Linked DNA regions of Homo sapiens: region 1 is linked to region 2. The links are chromatin contacts, found by Hi-C in ENCODE. All regions are on one chromosome and are shown on one strand. The core of a region is the stretch at or near the end of the contact, and the rest is flanking DNA. Distances in the headings are between cores, read along the strand shown. Region 1 overlaps LINC02245 (long intergenic non-protein coding RNA 2245). Region 2 has its middle 40 kb from the start of REL-DT.

Region 1 (4,613 bases), core at 2,112-4,611, 4.1 Mb after region 2:
ACAGGTGTGCACCACTGCACCTGGCCAATTTTTAAAATTTTTAGTAGAGACAAGGTCTGGCTATGTTACCTGGCTTGCCTTGAACTCCTGGGCTCAAGTGATCCTTCTGCCTTGGCCTCCCAAAGTGCTGGGACTGCAGGCGTGAGCCACCTTGCCCAGCCCACATAAAATTTGTATTAAATAAATTTGTGTGCTTTTCTCTTGTTAATCTGTCTTTTATTATAGGTGCCTCAGCCTCGAACCTTGTGATGAGTGAGAAATCTTTCTCCCCTACGGTATGTCTGTATTAACATTATATATTAAAACATTGTCTTCTAGTTAAAAAAAAATTGAAGCATTTTCATGAGCCACTAAAATTATCATGAACTCTGGGCTCTGCCCCAGCTGTGCCTGATGGATGGGTCCACCCTGCCTTTATTCCCAATGCACTACAGGAGAAAAGTTTCAATGTGCACCTTGCCGAGAATTTCATCTTCTTTATGTTGCCCATGGCATTTTCTGAGCAGCTTTCCTGGAGCTCTGTCTGCCATCTTGCTTATGAAAACCCCAAGTTGTGTAATGGTTACCTGACAGAATGGGAATCCAGATCTCCTTCAGGATACAGCAGGATGGAGGCCTGCAGAGATGGCCTGAAAATAAGTAGCTGGATCCTAAAAGAGTGGAAAGGCAAGTGTTCTGTGCAGTGTTCAGGCATTGAAGCCGTCCTCTTAGTGAATGAGGAAAGAGGAAGAACCCTAAAATGATCCCAATGGCCTGCACACCTTCCTTCCTTCTGTTAAGTTTCTATGATCATGAGTAGGTTCATCCTTTTATTAAAAAGTTTAATAAGCCAGGCATGGTAGCTCACGCCTGTAATCCCAGAACTTTGGGAGGAGAAGGCAGGTGGATCCTTTGAGCGTAGGAGTTTGAGACCACCCTGGGCAACAAAGTGAGACCCTGTCTCTTTGAAAAAAAGAAGTTTAACCAATCTTGGCAGGTTAAGTTATGCTGTGGTAACAAACGACGCCAAAATCTCAGTGCTTAGAACCACAAAGATTTATTTTGTATCCATCCTACATGCCCTTCTTGGGGTGGCTAGGGACTGTCCTCCATGTCCTCCTTACTCAGGGAGCCTAGCGGATGGAGTGGCGCCGTCTGGAACCGGGACAGCAGTAGTGGCAGGAAGAAGGAAAATGTGGCAAATTGCAAATTGGTTGGTGAGCCTGCCACTGGGAAGTGACCTGTGTCACTTCCACTCGCTTTTCTTTGGCCTCCAACACTGATTCAGAAGGCGGGGAAGTACGATTTCACCATGCTTCCAGGGGGGCAGAATAAGAATATGCAGTGGCCAGCCTCAATGATTGCTGCAATAATTTTCATCTTTTTTTTTCTTTATCCTTTCATTCTTACAAAACTTGCACATGGTAACCAATAGCTCCATTCTAGGGTGAAGGAAAGAGCCTGAGTCTCTGCTGTGGCTGGGGACAGGAAATGCACCCACCTGCCAAGCTGCTGGTGACACCTGGTGGCAGCCAGGAAGCCCCAGACTCCTGAGGGAGGAGCAGTGTCCCTATTCTCCGGCCCCCAGGTGAGAGTTCCCAGCACTGGCTGGCCTGCTGGGCTGAGCAGGTATCTGGGGATGAGGACTTAGGAGTATGAAGGCCAAGGGCTCCCTGGGAGGGAAGAGAAGGTTTCTCCAGAGATGTTCACAGGGCGTGGGATCTCTAGGTAGTAAAAGGAATGCAACCTGGCTTCTTGCTCCCAGAAGGTGAAGCCAGACGTATTGTGATGTGTGGCAATCTAAATGACAAAATACTTTGTGGACACGGTTGGGAAGTACAGATAATGACATTACATCATGTCCATTACATAAACGAAGTGAAAAAAAGGTAGATACAAAAATAAGACTACAAATGACAGTTTGAAAAGAATGTTGTGTGTGTGTGTGTGTGTGTGTGTGTGTGTGTGTGTGTAGCAGGTATGAATAAGTCCACAAACTATATGGGCAAGACATATTTGATTCCTTTATTTCCTTTTAATCAACTTAGTCCTGCCTCTGAGCTCTCATTCATCCTGATAAAAATTTGTCCCCAGTTATTTTTAGGGTTTCCCACTGCCATGGTTGTGCTGGGGTCTCTCGTCCATAGCTGCAAAACACTGGCATTCTCCTGTGATTTTTGAGTCCATGGATACAGCCTTCTTCCACTCCACACAGTCCGTGGAAGCCCCCCATCTGGCTGGGGTACACGAATCAATCTTGGTGGGCCCGGAGACTCGATTCCTCAGAGGCACCCTCTGCAGCGTCACCCCGGAAGTCTTGCCACACCACCCACCCCCCATTCTCACCTCTCCTTTCTGCCTTCTTCCTTCTCTCCCACCTGCCCCTCAGAACACATACTCTTGAATGAGTTTAAGTTTTTCAAGAGGAAGAAGTACATCAGCCTTGCTGAAATAATCGAATAAGGGGATACCAGCAACATGGAAACCAGAAACCAGCCTGGACAACCTGGTGAAACCCCGTCTCTACTAAAAAAAAAAAAAAAATTTCAAAAATTAGCCGGGTGTGGTGATGCGTGCTCATAGTCCCAGCTACTCAGGAGGCTGAAGCACGAAAATTGCTTAAACCCGGGAGGCGGAGGTTGCAGTGAGCCGAGATCACACCACTGCACTCCAGCCTGGGCGACAGAGCAAGTCTTTGTCTCAAAGTAATAATAATAATAATAAACATTGAATGTACCTCTTCCTCAGGGAAAGGAGGTTAAATAAAGCTGGATTTCCATCTGAAAAGGGAGATAGAGGGGAAATATGGACAATAACATATGAAGTAAGAGTCAGAAAAAAATCTGTACATGTAAATAGATGTATATGGAATCACCTCATAATGTCACGGTGATTGTTTATGGAGAGTGAGGTTGCAGGTGAGTTTTATTTTCGACCCCACCTCTGGTACTCATGACCTTTGTGTGGCCCTCTCCCACTCTGTAACAGGGCGAGTTTGGGTGACCTATAGAATACAGCAGAAGTGAAGGTTCGTCACTCCCCACTGAGGCTATATAAAGGGCTGTAGTTTCCATCTTGGACACTGTCTCTCTTGCTCTTTCTCTCACATCATTTATTCTTAAGGGAAATTTTGTCCTGAGAAGCACTATAGAGGGGCCCAGCCATGGCCTCCTGCCAACAGCCACATGAGTGAGCTTAGAACCAGACCCTAGCAGGCCACTGATGCAATCCATCTGTAGTCCCAGCTAGTTGGGAGGCTGAGGCTAGAGAATTACTTGAGCCCAGGAGTTCAAGGCAGCAGTGAGCTATGATCACAACGCTGAAAAAGCAGCAGATCCTGCAACCTGCCAAGGCTTCACATGAGAATAGCCCTGACAACATCTGGACTGCAACCTCTTGAGACTCCCTGAGTCAGAACTACCCAGCATATTTCAGACGAGACCATAAAAGAGGAAGAAAAGAACCACCTGGCTGAGCTGCTCTCAGTGATAGTGAGATAACAGATGTTTGATATTTTAAGCTGCTGGGTTTTGGAGATAACCTGTTACACAACAACAAATAACTAACACAGTATTTTCCCCGCAATTTTCAAGTTCTATATAATGTACATATATTGCCTTACAACCAGAAAAAAAATGTTTTCAAAGATCAAGTAAATCCTTCATTCCAGTGTGATACAGAACAACCTGTTCAGTTGTCTGTCTGAGTACCATCACTGCTTTGCACACCTGTACCCACTGAAGTCCATGTGGTAAGACACCAGCTACACACCAGGGAGGCCTGAACAGGGGTTGGTCTTAATTTGGTTTTGCCAGAGAACTTCGTGTTGCAAAACATCCCATAAAAAGGGATGATTCTTTTCGTGTGATGCAGGTCTTGCAAATGTAGCCAAAAATCAGTTAATTCCCTCAGGAAATTGGATAACATTTAAACCTGGTTAACTGCCTCAAACGTTGTATAAAGTAATAAATAGCATTTGACTATTACCAACAGCTACATTTTGTTTATAGAGGATTTTCTTTCTTTTATTTTTTTTTATTATTATTTTTTTTTAGAGACAAGGTCTCCTTCTGTCGCCCAAGCTGGAGTGCAGTGGTGCAATCACGGCTCATTGCAGCCTCAACCTCCCAGGCTCAAATGATCCTCCCAGCTCAGCTTTTTGGGCACCTGGAACTACAGGCACATGTCACCACACCCAGCTTGGATTTCCCAAAATTGGAAATGTACATTTTTCTTTTGAAGGTCAGTGGGCCTAGAACAAAATGTGGCATGGTAGGGAGAATGCTGTCCTTGAACCTGAAGCCTTCCCTCTGCCAGGAACAGCTCTGTGGCTCTGCAACAAGTCACTTTGCCTCTCTGGCCAGTTTCCTTATATGTAAAACAGCAGTGTTGAATATACTATCTCTAATGACTCCAAAAATTTGTTACCCTATATAGTCTTGCTTTAACCTACCATGGTATTTTGGCTCTTGAATGACAAGCCTGAGCCCCCACTCATGATGGATGTTGCACTATCCAGTATGGAGGCCACTATGTGCATGTGGCTAAATTCAAATTAATTTAAATGAACTAAAATTAAAATGTATTTCTCTGTTGCAGTAGCCATGTTTCAGGTGCTCCATAGCACCTGCAGC
Region 2 (4,586 bases), core at 896-3,395:
ATTTAAAAAATGCAGCCATAATAGATTGTTAAAACAAGAATGGAAAGCAAAGATCACTTTAAGCAAGAGAAGAGAGAGCTATATGAGAAAACCTAGACTAAGAATATTTCTTAGAATTGAGCTAAAATGCTGGGCGCCGTAGCTCATGTCTGTAATCCTAGCACTTTGGGAGGCCGAGGCAGGCAGATCACTTGAGGTCAGAAGTTCAAAACCAGCCTGGCCAACATGGTGAAACCCTGTCTCTACTAAAAATACAAAAATTAGCCAGGCATGGTGGCGGGCACCTGTAATCCCAGCTACTCGGGAAGCTGAGGCAGGAGAATCACTTGAACCCAGGAGGCGGAGGTTGCAGTGAGCCGAGACCACGCCACTACACTCCAACCTGGGCAATAGAGCGAGACTCCATCTCAAAAAATAAAAAAAGAATTGAGCTAAAATGAAAGTGTCCTGGCAATTTAGGTATCATGAGTTTCATAACTTCACCTTCTTTTCTAAAAAAGGACACACGTGCTTGCTCTAAACTCTAAGAAAGCTGACAGAATCTTTATCCAGGGATGGTGAATGGCAGTAAAATTCTTTTTCACAGATACAGAAATGTCTTTCATGTGTTGATTTCTTACACCTAAATTGTTGTCTTGTGACAGCATTTCTGTGGGGTGCCGAGAAGCTTTGATCTAAGAGTACCCCTTTCTGGTGCTCTAATTCTAATCTGACCGTGGGGGACAGTCGAGAGCAGTGCTTTTCAAGCTCTAATGTGCATCTGAATGACCTGGGGATTCTAAATCAGTCATCTGGGGTGGGGCCTGAGGTCATGCATTTCCAACAAGCTCGAGAGGCTGAAGGCTTAGAGCAGCAGTTCTTAAACCTGAGCATGCATCAGAAACACAGGGGGCCTTGTGAAAATGGGTGGCTGGGCACCACCTCCAGGGTTTTTGATATAGTAGTACTGAGGTAGGCCTCAAGAATTTGCATTTCTTGGCTGGGCATGGTGGCTCATACCTGTAGTCCCAGCACTTTGGGAGGCTGAGGCGGGTGGATGGCTTGAGGCCACGAGTTCCAGATCAGCCTGGCCAACATGGTGAAACCCCACCTCTACTAAAAATACAAAAATCAGCTGGGCATGGTGGCAGGTGCCTGTAATCCCAGCTACTCGGGAGGCTGAGGCAGGAGAATCACTTGAACCCAGGAGATGGAGGCTGCAGTGAGCCGAGATGGAGCTACTGCACTCCAGCCTGGGCAACAGAGTGAGACCCTGTCTCAAAAACAATAAATAAAATAAAGAATTTGCATTTCTTTTTACTCATTCATTTATGAGCAGGGAAGTGGTGGAGTGGGGGCAGTGGGGGGCGGTCTCACTATGTTCCCCAGGCTGGTCTTGAACTCCTGAGCTGAAGAATTCTCCCACCTTAGCCTCCTAAAGCACTGGGATTACAGGCACAAGCCGCCAGGCCTAGCGGAGTTTGCATTTCTTTTCTTTTCTTTTTTTTGAGACGGAGTCTTGCTCTGTCACCCAGGCTGGAGTGCAGTGGCGTGATCTCGGCTCACTGCAAGCTCCGCCTTCCGGGTTCACGCCATTCTCCTGCCTCAGCCTCCCGAGTAGCTGGGACTACAGGTGCCCACCACGCCCAGCTGATTTTTTGTATTTTTAGTAGAGACGGGGTTTCACTGTGTTAGCCAGGATGGTCTCAATCTCCTGACCTCGTGATCCGCCTGCCTCGGCCTCCCAAAGTGCTGGGATTACAGGCGTGAGCCACCGTGCCGGGCCCAGAGTTTACATTTCTAACAAGATCCCGTGTGATACACATTTTAAGAACTGCTGGCTTAGAACATCCCTCATGACTGTGAGTGGTCCCTCACTGGCTTCACATGAAAGTTGATGGTTACAAAATTCAAGATGAAACAACCATGATAGGCCTTCTAAGCAGGTATTTTGTGAGTTTAAATGAAAAGAGATCCACATGCCTTATTTAGATAATGAAGATAAGGATAGCTAACATTTATTAATCTTTTCTCTTTGTAACACACTAAGGGTATAACACACATTATCTCACTTGGCATCTGGCATGGGCAGCAGTGTTGGTGTTTGATGTTTGGCTGAGGAGCCAGACTTGTGTGCGTGCTGGGAGGGGGTGTTTTCGGTGCACTGTTGTGGTCTGCAGAGGTACCTGCATGCCAGGCCAAACTGTCCCTCAGGAAACACCTTTAGATCTAGACTAGCAGACGCTAGAGGCCCGAGTTCTGCTTCACAGAGTCTGCAGGAAATAAATGAAAGAAGTTGAGGGCAGGTGTTAACAATCATCTGTTTCAACCGCAAAAGTACCTGAATATAGAACAGAATTTGTCAAGCCTGGCGCACAGCAGGAGCACCTGGATGCCCGGGACCCATCCACAGAGGGTGTGATTAGATTGGCCTGGAGAGACACCTGGGCACAGGCATTTTTAAGAGCTCCCCAGCCAGGGTTGAGAAACACTGGTACAGGTTTGATTGCAGCAAGATGAATCGGGTTGGCTGAGGAAGGGAAGGGGCAGAGACCAAATTGAACAAAACAAAACATCTATTCCCAGACTGGATCTCTCTTAAGCATTTGCCAAATTGGTTTTGTGCTATCCTTTAGAACAGTGGTCTTCAAATTTAGTATGCATCAGAGTCACCTTGAGGTTTCCTTAAAGCAGATTGCTGGACCTACCCCCAGAGTTTCTAATTTAGCAGGTCTGGGGTGGGCTCAAGAATTTGCATTTCTAACAAGTTCCCAGGTGATGCTGATACTGCTGGTCCCAGAAGCCAGTTTCTTTGCTATTAAGACCTTCATTGCAACATACAGAAGGATGCCTATATTTCTTATTTTCTACTTATTCTCAACTCTTTTTTACTGAAGCAAAAAAATACAAACAAAAGTGAAAACAGGCCGGGCGCGGTGGCTCATGCCTGTAATCCCAGCACTTTGGGAGGTGGATCACCTGAGGTCAGGAGCTTGAGACCAGCCTGGCCAACATGGTGCAACTCCACCTCTACTAAAAATACAAAAAGTAGACGGACATGGTGGCATGTGCCTGTAATCCCAGCTACTCAGGAGGCTGAGGCAGGAGAATTGATTGAACCCAGGACGCAGAGGTTGCAGTGAGCCGAGATGGCACCACTGTACTCCAGCCTGGACGAGAGTGAGATTCCACCTCAAAAAAAAAAAAAAAAAAAAAAAAAAGTGAAAACATGTGAAATCATTCATAATCCGATGATAGCCACAGTAGATGGCTTTTTTTTCCCACATAATACATATGTATGTATACAGATTTTCTTTCAGAAATTATAATGGTCATATGAAGAATGTGTTTGCATCTAGAAAGACATTTGTGCATTATTTCAAGGTCCTTATATAATCTATATAATACACAAAATCTATATAATTTTTGCTATGAGTTTAGAATTATAACAAAGTTTATTTCTTTTGATAATATCTTCAATATTATGTAATAAAAATAACTTTAAAAATCTATATCTAGCTATTTTAACAAATGTTAAAGAGGCCACAGTCTTGTTAAAATGCTATTTAAGTTGAGGTCTAGTGGTATTATTTTGGTAAAACCCCTGATTTGTTAAAATTGTAGTAGGATCTTTTATCAAGCTACATAGCTTGACCCATAAATGTTTTTCATTTATGAAACCAGAATATCTCCACAGAGGAGATCCATAGAAAAAAGAAATCAGAATAAAGTCAGGAGATACTAAAGGGTCTCCACGTTTATAAGCCTTTTCTTAATTGAGAATAGTCGCGAATAGCGAAGACTAAGAGTGGCATGCATTCAGAATTTGTCCCTCACATGTAGGACAAGAGTTAGAAAACCAGCCCACACCACCTGGCAGATGATGGCACAATTGGATGTGGTTGTTTAATTTGTAGGCTAAGAGATTATAGTATTAAAAGGAAGACAGAAAAGAATTTAAACTAGGCCACTACAGTAAAACACAAAAATACAAATGAAGAGACAAAACCTCCACAAAGGACCAGGCAAATAAAAATACCGAAAAGCTGCAACTGTTCTGAATAGTAAGCCTGAAATTAAATTCAGGAATTGCTTAAGGGAGGACGGTCAGGAGCAGCCCCTGAAGGCTGGTGGTAGTCTTCATTCACTACCTCAGGGGAGAAGCCTGTCCTCACTTTCAGAGGTGTGGAGGTGTGGGCCATTCCTGTTGCCTTCCTTCCCTCCCGAAGACAGCCCTGTCCCCCCACCACCTAGAGGCACTTTCAGCAGCACCCAGACACAGTCCTCGATCTTCCCCCTGGGACGGAATGGCACCAACAAAGGAGAGGGCAGTGTTCTCACCCCTGGCTGCACTCCTGAAAACACCTGTCCCGGGCCCCACCCGCAGGCTTCTAATTTAATTGGTCTGGGGTGGGAAACTAAGCAGCAGTTTTGCTTTTTGTTTTTTTTCTGTGTGTGTTTTGTTTTTGAGACAGGGTCTTGCTCCATTGCCCAGGGTTGGGGTGCAGTGGTTCAGTCATGGCTTACTGCAGCCTTAAACTCCTAGGCTCAAGCAATCCTTGTGCCTCAGCCTCCTAAAGTGCTGGGATTACAGGCATGAGCCATCG

What was found. A loop is a pair of places that touch in the nucleus more often than their neighbours do. Pooled maps may share reads with other maps.
Region 1: a map of OCI-LY7 shows a loop between it and region 2 (10-fold over the local background). The contact joins two enhancer-like sites. A Hi-C loop is called at or near these places in 1 of 168 maps with a recorded cell type or tissue (OCI-LY7), 2 of 37 single-sample maps with no recorded cell type and 2 of 50 pooled maps.

What each region holds. Positions count from the first base shown.
Region 1 is chr2:64,911,935-64,916,547 of GRCh38, forward strand. All of the region lies in intron 1 of LINC02245 (long intergenic non-protein coding RNA 2245), which reads right to left. Among named protein-coding and RNA genes, the nearest start is that of LINC02245, 18 kb to the right of the region's middle. RefSeq lists enhancers at 3,558-3,637, 4,551-4,613. Within about 2 kb of position 3,362, at least 6 of the 41 ENCODE cell types and tissues checked have a DNase peak (open chromatin) inside an H3K27ac peak, as active enhancers do; they include OCI-LY7, where a contact is called at or near this core.
Region 2 is chr2:60,838,811-60,843,396 of GRCh38, forward strand. No RefSeq gene overlaps it. Among named protein-coding and RNA genes, the nearest start is that of REL-DT, 40 kb to the right of the region's middle. RefSeq lists an enhancer at 2,259-2,678. Within about 2 kb of position 2,146, at least 5 of the 41 ENCODE cell types and tissues checked have a DNase peak (open chromatin) inside an H3K27ac peak, as active enhancers do; they include OCI-LY7, where a contact is called at or near this core.